2 separate regions of the Mus musculus genome follow, and region 1 is linked to region 2. A link is a loop called in an ENCODE intact Hi-C map of the cell type or tissue named here. Cell type or tissue: left cerebral cortex. All regions are shown on one strand. Each heading gives the region's core, and the rest is flanking DNA. Links, peaks and the distances in the headings are about the cores only.

Region 1 (8,142 bases), core at 1,985-4,484, 65 kb after region 2:
CATAGAGAAAATGGGAGCTGCCTTTAAAACTGAGGGCAGGAAGGGAGATTAATACAGGTTTGAGAAACTTCCTTTCAAGCTTTTGGTCAGGAAAGTCCAATATACTCCCAAAACGATATGGATTATTGCTGTTGCCCTTGTCTGCCTCTGAGAGGTTAAATGTAAGTTCTTAGTGCTCAATATAAAAAATACTTAGCACATGGGACTCTGAAGACTCCAACTGACCTGAAAACCTCCTCCCTGGAAAGTAGCTTGACAATGTTAGAAGGCGCTCTGATCCTGCCATGGGAGGAATGAAAACAACAGTGTGCCCCAGCCGAGACACCTATGAACCACAACAATTACCAGCATGGCAAGATGTCCCTAATGATGCCAGAGAAGCACTCATATCTTGGCTGCAACCAACAACTATCTGATTGGGCTTTAAGCCTGCTCAGCAGGAGAGAAACCATCCCTGCTACTAGAATTATAGCTAACAACCCAGGATTTAGACTGTCGTGGACCTTAGAGAAGAACCTACAGCCACCACTTTAATACACTAGTGTAATTCCTACCTGCTTTGTAAACTTGACCTTATACCCACAGTTAATTCTAGCTTTCAACCCATCTCTTTGCAGCACATAAAGATTATTACAGAAAACCACGACTTCTTGAAATACAGATAGTAACAGATTGTGAGGCTCTCAGTAAACACAGATAAATATACATCTTTGCTGAACCTATAGCTCAGGGAATATCTCAGAAGAGGGCTAGAAAGGTTATAAGACCCAGAGGATCAGGAAGTCTTCCACAATACTCGATGTCCTAGAAGTGACCAGAACGTCACCCATGATGCCTCAGCAATATGGCTGCTGAAATAAGACTGAACAATGACCAAAGCAAAAGACATGCTAGCATGGAAAGGGGAACTCTCACAGGGACCCACCCATTGACAACGAGCTACACAGGGACCCACCCATTGACAACGAGCTACAGGGAACCAAAAGCTTCTGAGAGAAGGAGACTGTTTTGCCCCGGGATTAGCCACCTAATTGCCTATTCATTACTAAGTTTTCAGTCCGGAAATAATATAAATACAATCAAGGTTAAACAAACAAAACAGGTTGTATTTATATATTTTCAAATTTTTATGTTTGTATGTGTTATGTATATAATATATACACACATATATGTATGCAAAAATAATCATTGAAGAAAAAGATGCCATTCATTTGAGAGGGAGTGGTAAGAAGACATTTGAGGGGACATGGAAGGGACTGGAGGGAGGAAAAGAAAGAACTTTTAAAAATTTTAAATAAAGCAAAAAGCATCAGGACTTTAGCAGCACTGACTGATAAAGTGTGACACATGAAGTTTTAGGCATTGTCTCATATCAAATGTTGCCTTTATTAGTAATTTTTCACTGAGCTTTTAATTACTTAATGAAATTAAATTAAATTCCTAAGTATTTGCAGATATTTAAGTTATATTTTGGTCATTTTTCCAATTGCTATGATTACATAATTTCTATCCTTTTATACATATTAGAATATTTTTTATAGCACAAGATATGGTCTATCTTGTCAGTGTTTCAGTAGTTCTCTTAAAATGATATTTTATCAATAAATTGAGAAGGGAGCCTTTGGAAAGCCCCAATAGCTCACTGTGATTTTGAAAAACTAGGTATCACTATAAGAGTGACTTTTTGATGAAAATAATACACAAATACACCTTGCAGGTAATATACTTGCTGTTATGGAGCTAGGTGTTTCTCCAACAGATCAGCAATTAAGCAAGTATGTCTTTTCTCACCATACATTCCAGTATGGTTTTTAAGTCCTATCTAATGAAATAAAAGGAGAAAAAAAACTTATACATATTGAGAAGGAAGAAATAAAACCGTCTTTAATTTTAGGTGCCAGGATTTCCTATGCAGAGAACCAGAAAGGATTGACAAAATTCCTTCTGGAACTAAGAAGTAGTCATAGAAAGTTCCAGAATATAGACATTGCATATAAGTTTATTGCTTTTCAGTAAAACATTATAAATAAAGCAAATCTAAAACTGAAAGCACACAAGGTCTGAAGAGATAGGTCACCTGCCAAGAGCAATGACTGCCCAGCACCCACATGGTGGCTCACAACAGTCTAACTCCAGTCCTAAGGATTCAATGTCCACTTCAGGCCTTAGAGGTACTGCATGAACTTGGTGCACAGACATGCATGCCAATAATGTACCCATGCATATTAAAAATTAAAAATGACAATACTATTCACATTTGCATTAAAAGTATAAGTTCTCAAACACAACTAACAAAATATATGCATGCTCTATATGAGGCAAACAAACAAACTCTGATAAAAAAATTATTAAGAGGAACCATCAGATGATAATAGGAAGACTCAGTGTTGTCAAGATGTCAATTCTTTCCAAGCTGACCTATAGATCCAATTTTGTAGATAAGAACAACCTAATTTCAGTCTGTGTGTGAAATGGCAAAGGACTCAAGATGATACCAAAGGCGGGAGAACAGAGCCTACTTGACTTTACAGCTTACTGTAATAAGTCAGTGAAACACAGTAGCATGCCCATAAACAAAAGTCACCTAAGCTTTGGCAGAAAGCATCAATGATGACACCCTTTAAATCTTACATCAGAGCAAATATTATCAAAGTATATTATACAAAAGTATTTACTAGTAAAATATTTAAAATAAAAGTTACTGTTAAGTTACTGAGCACCCAATGTAAGTAATGACTCTAGATTTAGGCTTTACACCCTTAGAATATTACTTAAAGTAGACATAAACAAACATGTAAAACAAAAGTAAAAACATACTACAAGATAATATGGAAACAGTCTTGGGTTTGGAGATGACTGAATACAAAACCAGAGTTGCCATGGAGAGAAGGCAAAGTGGTTAAGCTTGAGTTCTGTCCTGCAAAGGCCGCTTAAAGAAAATGAAAAATTAAGACACAGACTGGCAGAAAATATTTGCAAGATACAGGGCTGGTATCTTGAACCATACAATGAACTCATATTGACTTTCTATTGCTGCAACAAATATCTGAAGTAACTGACTTATGTGGAAGCACAATTACTATGGCTCACAGAGTTCAGGTTTCAGCACTTGGTAGGTTGGCTCCATCATACTTAGTTTAGAGGAAGGCAGTGGATCTGGCTCCATTGCATTTAGTCTATGGGAAGACTTGTATCACCCTCCATTCCATTTAGGTGATCGAAAGGCAGAGTATCCAGCTCTATTGTATTTTGTCTATGAGAAGGCAGTGTAACTGGCTCAATTGTACTTACTATGAGAAGACAGTGCGTCATGCTGAAATCTGTGTGGAAGAGAAAGCTTTCTCACCTCATGGTAGCCAAGAAGCAAGAAGAAACATAAGGAGCCAGGGTCCCAGTAATAACTGAATCCCCCAATACCTGACTTCTTTCTACTAAGTCCTTCTTCCTTAAAGGTTCTACTAGCTCCCAGTAGCACTGTAGGGTAGGCACTAAACAATTCAAGACCCCACCTATAGCAACACTTAACACTTAGTAAGACAAACAAATATTAAAATATGGGCCAAACACTGTAACAAATATCTCATTAGAAAAGGTATGCCATAAGCAAATAAATATGAACTTGCTCCTATGCAACAGCAGGAGAGGCAAATTAAATCAATGAGATTCAGCTCTATGCCCCTCTGATGAGTTGAATGGTGACAGATACTAGTGGGAACATAGAATGAAAGGGGCATTCATGCATTGCTGATGGGAATGTGTGCTGGTTTGCATGCTTGGCCTAGGCAGTAACACAATTAGGAGGGGTGGCCTTGTTGGAGTAGTTGCTGCCTTGTTGGAGGAAGTGTGTCACTGTAGGGGGTGAGAGTGGAGACCCTCCTCCTATCTGCCAATGAGACAGTCTTCTCCTGGCTACCTTCCAATCAGGACACAGAACTCTCAACTCCTTCTCCAGTGCCATGCCTGCTTAGATACTATTTTGCTTCCCACCTTGATAATGGACTGAACCTCAGAACCAGTAAGCAGCTCCAATTAAATGTTGTCCTTATAAGAGTTGTCTTGGTCATGGAGTCTCTTCACAGCAATGGAAACCCAAACTAAGACAGAATAGGAAATGATACAAACACTTTGGGAGAGAAATTTGTGATTTCTTAGGAACCTAAACATGTCTTACTGCACAATCAAGCAATTACAGACATTGGTGTTTGTCCAAAGTCATTAACAAGTTAAGTGTGCTAAGTTATAGAAGGCTTTTTTTATCATTGCACAAATGCGGAAGCAAATAAAATATTTTTCAATAGGTGAATGGATAAGTGAATTGAGGCACACAGAGTGGACTATTATTTATTTGGCATTGAAAAATGAACTATCAAACCATTAGATGACTCCAAAGCCATTCTGATCATACGAAGGGCACACACTGTGATTTCAGTTTGTTGCATTCAGGAAAAGGCATCACTATGAAGATGATAAAAGACCAAGTTGCCAGGGCTTAGGGGTAATCCAGGAAGCCACAGGTAAGTCACATAGAACTTTCAATTTGGCTGTAACCCGAAAAGTGCTTTTAAAATGTTCCTAGTAAAAAGGCACTTTTAACATGCTATACTCCATTGCATGGTGATAGAGCTGTCTAATGCCAATCACCCTTTCTACATTTTACTGCACTTCACTTCATTTGTTATTTAATAACTGTGGAAAGATTAAGTATTTAATGCAACATATTTTAATCATATTCACATTCCATCCTATAAAGAACTTACCTGAAATTTTTATTTTAAAGATTTGGGGCCAAATGTGAAGAAGATCTGAGGTGGTGAGTGGGTGAGAGCCATCAGAATTATATATATATATATATATATATATATATATATATATATATATATATATATATATATATATATATATATATAGCTATCGAAGGACACATTAAACCATAAAGTTTCCAATTAAAGTCTAGCTCTTTCATTCAAAAGAAAATGGTTAATTCTGATGTAATGTGGAGAGCAACAAGGAATAAATGAACCAATTGAATCCCACCTACTCAGTGGTTTCTTACTTGATATTATAATGTCCTTGCTTTCAGATTTGATTTCCGAGAAACAAATTAAGAGCTTAAGTATAATCCTACCCCACTCTCTAGGTAACTTGCTGTCCTATTTCTCTTTTGTGTTATACCTTATCGTCTGCAACATAGAACAAATGTTATCACTCTGATTTTATAGGTTGAGTTTTCTTTATATAAACATTCAGTTTGTTAACATTCCATAAGCATATTCCTCCGCACCCATGAAGACCAATTATCACCACCATAAATCTATTTCTTCAGACTTGTACAGGGTGACTAACACTTTCAAGGTTAAGAAAGTGAAACTGCTGTGTCTGTCCCTCCCCTTCCCCCCAAACAAAAGAAGACAGGAAGACAGAAGGACAGTCTTAATCAGGAGAATTTCCTTTCAGCTCTTAAACATAAATCACATTAAAAACCAACCATCTTGGTTTTTGCCTGAAGACAGCAAGCATGATGGTCCCTCCTGGGGTGCCAGCAGGGTGGCTGACACCAAGGGCAGGGTGGTGAACAGCAGCCAGGAGCTCATCCAGGTTCTGATCCTAGACACTGTGCCACAGAACAACAACAAAATACCCAAGATGAAGAATGGTTCATTTTCTGGATTAAGTCTCCTCAAGAGACTTCCATGATCTGTGCTCCACCAGAAGTCATACTGATGTCCATGATCTGTGCTGATCTGGTCGACAGAGTGAATTCCTAAACAGCCAGGGCTACAAGGCGAAACCCTGTCTCAAGAAAGAAAAGAATAAGTTAGTAAGAAGGAAATGTGTACTAAGACTGGGTTTTTCCAGCTCATTGATTCCTAATTTTTGTGCCTGGTGACAGTGATGTTGAGCAGTGGAGATGCAGATGTCAGGCATTTTGCCACACTGCTGGTTGGGCAGCTGAGCACAATTATTCATTACCATTAGTTACTGCTAAGGAGTTTCCCATTCAAGTTGGGTCAAGATGTTCTGGCAGGCTACCCTTTTCCTGGGAAAATTGTTTCCTAATTTCTAAGGCTCTTACATCAAGAATATTAATGAAGGGGAATACTGTGATACATGTGTGGTATTTGCTTAAACATTTGTTAGATGCCTGTACTGGCTGGTTTTGCATGTCAACCTGACATAAGCTGGAATCATCAGAGGAAAAAGCCTCCATTGAGGAAAGGTCCCTATGAGATCGAACTGTAAGGCAATTTCTCAGTTCGTGATCAATGGGGGAGGGCCCAGCCCACAGTGGCCACTCCTGGGAAGGTGATGCTGGGTTTTATAAGAAAGCAGGATAAGCAAACCAGGGGAAGCAAGCCAATAAAGAGCACTCCTCCATGGCCTCTGCATCAGCTCCTTCCTGCAGGTTTCTGCCCTGCTTGAGCTCCAGTCTTGACTTTCTTTGATGATGAGCATCAATATGGAAACGTAAGCCAAATAAACTCTTTCCTCCTCAACTTGCTTGTTGGTCATACACTGAAGCAATAGAAACCGTGATTAAGACAATGCCCTCTTTAAATAAAAGAAAGGAAGGAAAGAGGAAGGAAGGAAGGAAGGAAGGAAGGAAGGAAGGAAGGAAGGAAGGAAGGAAGGAAGGAAGGAAGGAAGGAAGGAAGGAAGGAAGGAAGGAAGGAGAAAAAGAGAGACAGAAAGAGGTAGAGGAAGAAAAAAAGAATTGTCAACAGAATTTAAAACTAAAATATACATTTCTATAACTCAGGAGGTAATTACATAATATTTCATTAGCTTGATCTATCAATTTCCTCCAAATAAGTTTACAGATTTTGTACTATAAAGTCTTCATCATCCTCTCCACCATTTCTAAACCTTGGTCAAGGAGAGTAAATGTCTCATGGTTTTGGCTCACTTAGTGCTCTGCCTCCACACTTTCTCTCCTTGTATGTCATTCTAAACTTGAAATGTCTTCTTTGGTTTCTACATAGCAAGAAAATATAAGAGAAGTAAAAGAAATATATTATGCTAAAAGATTTCTAGAGTAGAAGAAATTGGTTTTTGAATGTCTCAGCTACGAAATGAACTTGAAATAAATAATATGTGTCATCCCACTTAAAAATGTGTGCAGTTACATCACCACAAGGCACAGCCCCATCTATTCACTAGTGTCACCCACATCTCTTCTTCCTGTTGGTCCTTCCTCCCATTTTCTATTCCATTTTACCTTCTCTCTTCTTCTTCTCTGAAGAATTGTAGTTTTCCTATCCTCTGCTAAAGATGGTTATTGTCTGCCTTTTCCCTATACCTGCGTACCAGCCAATACTAAAGTTTGTACATCTAAACTCCTATCCCAAAATCTCTTAAAGTAACCCCATTGTTTTTAATAAGGATTCTAATATCAACTGTTTCATAAACATAAATTATTTTATTCCTCATATCCTATTACAGGGCATAAAAATATTACTCTGTATCTTTGAGCATCTCCCACAGATAGAACACACTGCATACAACACTGTGGCACTACTGCAATGGTATATTCATTTATCAAACTAATAAAAAATTAGCGAATATCTTCCTAGGTTTTTGTAGCATGACAAAAACCAATACAAATGAAAACTAAAAAGTAGTAACATTAAATCTCTAAAAATCAAGTTGTGTTAAATATCGCCACTTAATTTTCTTTTCCTTGAGAATGTCTTGAGCCTTCTCTGTTCATCTGCAGACCAACAAGTGAAACATTGTCATGTATATATAGATGACATATATCAATTTAAAATTTTTAACATATTCTATTGTGATTGGGTATGATGCATTTTTGTGTATGGTGAGGGAGTTGCACACATGACATGGGGCACCTGTGAGAGACAGAGGACAGCCTTATTGAGTTTGTCTTACCTTTCTGCCATTTATGTAGGTTCTAAGATCAAACTCAAATTACCAGGCATGTATGGCTAGTGCCTTTACCTGCAGTGCCATCTCATTGCCCTTCAAATATACTAACTCTTTGGAGTGCTGTGGTTTAAACCCAGGGTTTGCGCATGGCAGGTAAGCACTCTCCCACTGGCCCATATCTGCAAGCCCTAACTTGACAAATTCAATTTTTAAGTTAAATTTAGTGGCTACACCCACTGAAAACATGCATCTGTTAAA
Region 2 (8,142 bases), core at 2,946-5,445:
GCCCAACCCTGAGAACCATACCCCATAACCTATTCTAATCCAACAGCAGGGTGAACCTCTTCTTTCACCAACTTAGTCCTCACTTTCCCAAATCCAGGTCAAAGATCACTTTCGTCACTTTGTTTAGATAGATTTTTTTTTTTCGGATTGTTCTCTTCTTCACCTGTCCTCACCACCACCCAGACTAGCAATGCTATTGTGTGCAGAGTGCAGTGTGCCACCTACTAAGTGAATTAAGCAAATCTGTTGTGACCATTCCAGTCTCACAACCACTGACTTGGTTTATTTAACATCTTTTTTCCATTGCAAAGGAAAAGAAGATAAGTAAATAAAAGGCTCAATAATTGACAATGCATCTTTCAATAGTGGTTTGGTCTAAATTTGGTGGACTTTATCAGCCATCATTTTGTATTTTTAGTCATTTCCCTTGAAGTCTGAAATTATTCCTAGCTTTGTCATGGTGACTTGTAACCAGTCAATTCCTCAAAAGTTATTTAGGTGAAAGAGATTGGACTATATAGCAGGCAATGAAAAGAAGTTCCACTGTACACTCTACTTCACCCAAGGGATGGGGACCCTGACTGGCCTTGTCACTTTAGTTATGGTACGAGAGTTGAAAATGATGCGAGTCTAGATAGCTCAATTATACACACACAGGTCTTTCTACTCTTCATTTAGGTACAACTTTCAAATAACTTTTTCCAAAAGCCATATACCAGACCCAAGGGTGTCAGTGCCACCAGTCACTGTCCAGATGCAAATTATCCCATAGTTCCACATAATAGATGCTAGTCTGTCACTTTGCTTTTAACCAAAAGAGAAAGCTTTGAAGAAGGAGAAATTCAATGCTGAAATCTTAATAGCCTTGGGGCTCAGAGACTTAACACAAAGAAATGCCATTCATTAAAAGAATATTCATGGCTTTGGTGGGAAACCTACTGCCAAAATTCTGATTAATTACACTTGTTGAAGAAGTTGCAGAACAAAATACATCATGAGCTCTCAACTAATCAAAGACAGTGATTTGAATGAGTCACCCAAAGTCAATGGCGAGTATTGGTCAAGTTCTCATAACTCAAAATAACAAAAAGGACTATGAGAGATAACATTCTCCCTGAAGAATGCCAGACTGGCTATGAATAGATAGAGCATAATTCTTTTTGTTGTATAAAAATGACTCATAAAGTCTAAGTGTTGTTATGCTTTGATTCCCACCAATCCCCAAGAGTTAAGTTTATAGTAACCTACTAAGGAAAGCTAGAAACTATAATTAGTATTTTTCATAAAGTAAGAAGGGATAAAATATCAGAAATATGAATAAAGCAACATTGCTATGAAGGACCTATCTGATGATCCAGTAGCAATCTCCATGACTACCACCAATCAGCAGCCAGGGCCCTATCTGGATGCCTGGCAAAGGGAAGGGTATCTTTCTAAATCACTTCAGAAAGATCTGCTACTCATTCTGCAGACAAGAAGAATACTTCATGAATGTAGGTATACATCATGATAAGGCTTCATGAAGTACCTGAGCCCAGTAGCCTGCTGTGTTCATGGGTTCCCACATGAGACAAAGGGTACACATAAAATTAGACTTCTTAGACCTGTTGCTGACCTGAAAGCTAACTCTCTAGAACATGATCACTAGTCTTGATTTTCCTTCTATCTTTGAATCCACATTTTTTAATTCATTTGGATGCTACTTTTCACATAAAGACTATCTGTATCCATATTTTGCAGACTAGTTCTTTGAAAAATAGCTTATGGTTTTCCAATGTAGATTTTAAGGAATATGTGTCAGGCCTATGGATGTTATCACCTAGTGTGTCCTGACTGAGCCAACATTATCCAACTGGTCTGCTAACTAAGACTGCATTCTAACCTTGCTAAAACCATGCTATACTAGATTTGTCAACATACAATTTCTCATTAAAAATAAATGGATAGTGGCTTTCAGTGAAAACTTTTGATCAAGTGCTATTCTGGGAAGATTGCATTTTCTTGACATGAGCTTCTAACAAAAAGAAGTAAAATTAAACAATGCATTTCATTCACAATGAAAATTTCCATTCTCCCTCCTCTCTAAAGAACAGACAAGGGACAGTGAATAGGTTGGGAAAATTAAAATAAAACTAATTATGTAAGAATGATATAAGAAAACATGTTAGGGGCTGGGGAAATGGCACAGAGGTTAAGAGCACTGGCTGCTCTCCCAGAAGGCCCAAGTTCGATTCCCAGCACCAACATGACAGCTCAAAACTGTGTGCAACTCCAGTCCCTGGGCATTCGACAGCACTGCATGACATACATGCAAGCAAACACCATTGTACATAAAAAATTTTAAAAAGAATCATCAAAAAAATTTAAATATAAACAATAATTTGTACAACTGAAAAAATAAATTTTAAAATCAATACTTGAATTACTGTGGCATTGTTCATTAATATTTCTTATTGCTGAACTGACATGGATTTAATAAAGTTCATGTCGGGTTTTATCCCAGCTCACTTCTGTAAACACTAAAGCAGCATGAGGAGTGATGCATACGGACTCCTGAAATGGGAGCAGAATAGACATGCAGCTCCAATAATAGCAAAATAAACCTCAGGGTTAGGGTTGGAGAGATGGCTCAGCGGTTAAGAGAACTGAATGATCTCCCAGAGGTCCTGAATTCAATTCCCATCAACTACATGGTGGTTCACAACCATCTGTAATGGAATCTGATGCCCTCTTCTAGTGTGTCTGAAGTCAGCTACAGTGAACTTGTATACATAAAAGAAACACCTAAAGACTAAAGCAAGTTGGCTTTCATTGAGTTTAGCACTATTGGTGAAATAATATACACCTGTCATTTGTTAATCAGCAGCTTCCTTGAGGTCACTGTAACCTGCCATTCTGCACATCTTATCTTCCTCGCTTTCTGCTGCAATTAAGCATTTATTTTCCAGTTTTTATTGATAGGCTTGGAGCTGTGGATCTGAACTATGGGAAAGTGCTTTAGAACTGGTGAAAAATGATATGCAAGCCAAATTTCATTTAGTCCCATTCTTCAGTATAAAACGATAGTTCTAGGTTTGCATAGGGTTATGACACATATGCCAAAAGTGGAAATGCATTGACAAATTAAACTACTGATGATCAAGTGTGGGTTGTTTAATACATGAACCTGACACTGGTGGAATACTGCAGCTTGGTGCTCTTATCCAGCATCAGGGTAGAGCTCCTTACGGTGTATTTCTATTCTAGGGGGTGGAAGAGGCTTTACTACTCTGTAGTTTTTAATGAATGTTTATTACTTTTTCAAGTCAAGCAATTTTAAGTTAAGAACTAGTGGCACTGTGGCTTGATTAGACATGAAAGGAACACTAGCCTTCACAACCAAGTATATACCCTTTGGGGCCCACCAAACCCCAACAAAATATATCAATAAAAATATAGATCCAAGATACACTGTTTTATAATCATAACAGTTCTAAATATTTGATGAATGCCACCCACTTTTAAAAGTAATAATGGTTTATTGTGAAGCTTGGCTCTACACAAGTTGAATTCTTAGATCAAAGACAATGATGTGTTGGCTCTCCCTACTTTCCCATAACTAATGAATATTAACATTTTCTAAAAATACATTGTCCTTGGAAATGTGAATTCTTTTGCAAATCTACTGTTAAATGTGTTGTTATTTCTTATTTTCTTTTAATGAAAGGACTATTCAAATCAGGTAGTTCTTTTTAATGTTCTAAAAATAACAATTGCATGCTTTTCAGCCTGCTGTACAAGTACAATACTAGCAAACACAACCCTATTTACCTCCTGAATTAAGGACATGACATTATCTCTTATAGAATCCCCTCATTACTCCTATTGTCTTTGGCTCCTTGTAAATAATATCCTCATTTAAGTCTTTTATACTCATTTGTATTTCCACAGGTTGTAAACTTTGTCCCTGGTACAAAGAGCAGTAGTCTCTCAAAAAGTGAAGTTAGCTCTCATCTGAAACTCATGTCTTCTAAAAAGGGGACCTGGTGCCTCTTCTGTAACTTCTGCATTGCTTTCCTGGCAAGCAGACAACTTCATCAGAGCAACCAGCCAAGGAGACTCTTTAAATGGAAGCTGTGCACACAAGGAGCAAACGCATTAAAAAGTTGCTGACGGGCATGAAATGCTTTGATGTGAAGATGGAAAACTCCAGAGCAGGAAGGATTTGAGGCATTTTGAGTCTCATTGACTCTGTGGTTTCTCTGCAGTTATTCCACAAGGCTAAAATAAATGCAGAAATGGTATTTTTGAGGCCACAGCTGCAGAGGGACTGTGATGAATTTCAATGAAAATCTAGCTGAATCGTGAAGAATTTGGTCTTTAAAACCCTAGGAACAGGAGAATGTTGTTGCTTGCAATTTCATTTTATCTAAGAAGTAAAAAGGGAAACCTCACTTTTTACTCCCAAGATGCATATCGACTATGGCTTTTAGTTCAATGGCAGATTCTGTGCAGTTCTCTGAAAAGCACTCTACTAGTTTAATTATAACTAGTAATAATTCTGTGCAGGATGGAAAGAGGCAGTCTGATAAGTCATGTGAAGTTAGTGGTTAAGATGAGATAGGCAAGAATAAACATGAGTGTTGTTTTACAAATGGGTTTCTTATCATGATCAGTCCATAACAAACTGATTTCATATAAAACCTGCTTCAAGGAATAATGGTTTGATGCCAGTATAATAATTACTTCATCATATGCACAAAGGCAAGGTTATTTAGACAGCACTATGAGCATAGGTTCTCTACTAAGAATGATGGATCAAAATACTGATGTTCAAGGGGATTCAATATATGGTAGGATCTAAACGTAGGTTCTTGCTAGGCAGTCCTGGCTATTCTGAAACTCACAGAGATCCACCTACCTCTGACTCCCCAGTTCTGTGATGAAATATGTGTGCCACTACACCATGCAATATCATACAGATACTATCTGAAAAAATAGTAAGGCTTAGAGTTAAGGACCACAACATATAGAATAAATGCAGAATGAAATATTGAACTTTTTATACCTTGATGGTGATTTCAATGTAGCTTTCTTTGTAAACTCATCAGAAGAACTGAGCTAGTGATGTGAAGCCCTTAGTAGAGTCAGAACTAGTACCTATTTAAACACTCAGTAAATGTTGATTGTTATTAGTAACAGTGTAGAATATGGAGTTAAATGAGGCATATGGTTTTGCAGCTAGCTAACATTTCCAGAATTTGTTCTATCCATCTATAAAATGAAAGACTTGGGCTAGATTATCTCCAATGTTCTTTCCAACTTTAAATCCAAGTTGCTTTAAAACAGATTGCTTCTGGAGTATTTGTGATTCTAAATCAGGAGTTGGTCCTGTTTTGGTGGAGTATTTGTAAGACACTTAATCATGTCCATCAAAGAGTGCCATGGGTTCTATTTTATCAACCAATTCTGTTGGGATGTTGCTTGCTACTACTCTGCTGAAGTACCTTTGGACAACATCACTATAGTTTCCATATTGTCAAATCTAATGGTCACTTTTTTGTGCTCTGCCCCATACCATGGAGTCCTTGATCATGAAGGTTTTCTTCCTTTCGATACTTACTATATTCTTTTAATTAACATTCTATTTCATTCTATGTAAAATCTCAAAATGATTTTTCTATTATTTCTATAAAATACTTATTTTCCCTTTTACTTTTAAGGTTATCAGTTGAGCTAGTTTTCTACAATTTCCTCCGCTAGTTCAGGCTTTTTTTCAGGGATGCAGGGGCTAATTCAACAATCAAAACCCACTTACCACTTACAATCAACCATATTAACAGGCTAAAGAAGAAAAAAACACTTGACAAGAGCCAAATAAAAAAATTGACACAGGTGGCTTTGGGAACTGGATACAGGCTGCAGCACCTTGTATGAGGCAGTTAACGTTCATAGGCTCCATTTCCTCTTTATCAGAATTGGTCTGAATAGACTGTACTATGAATCATATCAGGGGGATAATATAGTCCTTTCATTCCTAGTAAGACAAACACCATTAGTAAAACCTAGTGTTTCTCTGGGTTACATACTATGTAAAGAATACATAGGACAAAATACAACTTATACAATTGATTGAAAAGAAAAACAGCAAGTATTATATAATTACTGGCACAGAAAACAAACATTTTTAAAGGTACTATTTTAAAACAAATTTTCTATCTAGAAACATAGGTTTAACTCAAATGACCTACAGAAATGAAAGCATATGGTTTTTACACTCTCACAGTATACCACAGACAATTTGAATCTTCAGATAGGTTGATATGTCATTTAACTTGCTTAGATACTATGTAAACTTACATAGTGTGAAACCCAGAGAAGCACTAGGTTTTACTAATGGTGTTTGTCTTACTAGGAAAGAAAGAACTATATGGTTCCCCTGATATGATTCATAGTACAGTCTATCCAGACCAATTCTGATAAAGAGGAAATGGAGCCTATGAACATTAACTGCCTCATACAAGGTGCTGCAGCCTGTAGCCAGTTCCCAAAGCCACCTGTGTCAATTTTTTAATTTGGTGATCTACTTAGGCTTCATGGAGTACCATAATGGCAGTCTCACTCCCTGTAATGGGATGCTGGAGTGGGCACTGGGGCATAGAGTCACTGGGCATAAAATGCATAAAGAGTGAGTACACATATTTTCATATAGACTTAAAGATATTTTACCTCAGGACACTCTATTGAACTCCATTTCTCTGGCTCACACATTTTGTTGGTTTTAATTAGATGTACCCCTCTATGAATCTATCTGCCTTTCGCTCACTTAATTTGGCCTAATCTCAGTTACAGTGTATCCAGGGGACATAAAACTATGTTGTTTGATCTTTAGTTTGTGACCGCTAATAATAGCATTTAAAAAATCAAAGTACAGTGAAGTGGATATAATTATAGAGTTCTAGGAAATAAAACAGGACTTTTAAGGCAGATAAGATCAAGTACTATTCTCTACCACCACTATACTTAGTGTGCTTTTTGTAAATCACAGCAATACAATCCCTAAATTAAAAATATATACATGTGTGTGTGTGTGTGTGTGTGTGTGTGTGTGTGTGTGTATCCAAGTGGATCAAAGACCTCAACATAAAGTCTGATAGCCTGAATCTAATAGATAAGAAAGCAGGAATGTGCTTTAACTCACAGGCACAGAAAAGACATTTTGAACAGGGTCCCAGGATCTCAGGCATTTATACCAACAACTAACAAGCAGAGTGTCATAAAACAACAACAAAGAGCTTTTGTACAGCAAAGAACACCATCATTTGAGTGAAGAGGAAGTCTAAAGAGTGCAGTAAACGGTCTTATAAGCCACATATTTGGCAGAGGATTTGTATACAGCATGTATAAATAACTAAAAATTAAAAAAAACATTAAAAACAAATGACAAAGATTGGTCACTGAACTAAACAGTTGTCAAATGAAGAAATACAAATGTGTTTATCAGCTTTTGGAGCTTTCTGGGAGAGGTTTTAGGGTCTTCTGTGTATAGATATATCATCTGTAAAGAATTCTTTGACTTCTTCCTTTCTTATTTGTATCTCCTTTGTGTCCATTGCTTGTCTAGTTGCTCCATCCAGAACTTCAAGTATATTAAACAGGAGGTGAGAGAGTGGACAGCTTTGTCATGTCCTTGGTTTTAGCTTTTTTTCTCCTTGACTGAAGGCTTTCTGTATTTTGACTTTACTATGTTGAAGTGTGTTGACTATATCTCTACATCCTCTAGCAATTCTGTGGTGAGATTTGTTAGATTTTGTGAACAGCTTTTCCTGCATCTAAGGAGGTGATCATTTGGTTTCTGTCAATGAATCCATTTATGTGGTAGATTAGATTTACTGATGTATGTATATTAAGCCATCCCTTCATATATTATTGGATGAAGCCAATTTGACCCTGATGAATATTCTTTTTGAGGTGTCCTTGGACATAGTTAACAATGGAGTAGGAAACAAAATTCACACATAAGAATAAGTTACCTTCCTATACACAAATGATGAACACACCGAGTAATATATCAGTGGAATAGTACCATTCGCAACAGTCTAAAAAATATGTGATAAATCTAGCTAAGGATATAAATGACTTATGCAATGCAAACTTTAAGGT

What was found. Peaks named below come from ENCODE experiments on the same cell type or tissue, not always from the same donor. Only the 100,000 strongest peaks of a DNase experiment are listed, where the experiment ranks them.
Region 1: it touches region 2 in a loop (2.0-fold over the local background); 2 of 42 quality-filtered maps call a loop at or near these places.

Annotation. Positions count from the first base shown.
Region 1 is chr12:35,322,671-35,330,812 of GRCm38, reverse strand. No RefSeq gene overlaps it. Among named protein-coding and RNA genes, the nearest start is that of Gm26071, 110 kb to the left of the region's middle. In left cerebral cortex, for the core only: no CTCF peak of the experiment used is centred there; no DNase peak of the experiment used is centred there.
Region 2 is chr12:35,388,302-35,396,443 of GRCm38, reverse strand. No RefSeq gene overlaps it. Among named protein-coding and RNA genes, the nearest start is that of Gm26071, 49 kb to the left of the region's middle. In left cerebral cortex, for the core only: no CTCF peak of the experiment used is centred there; a DNase peak (open chromatin) is centred at 4,172.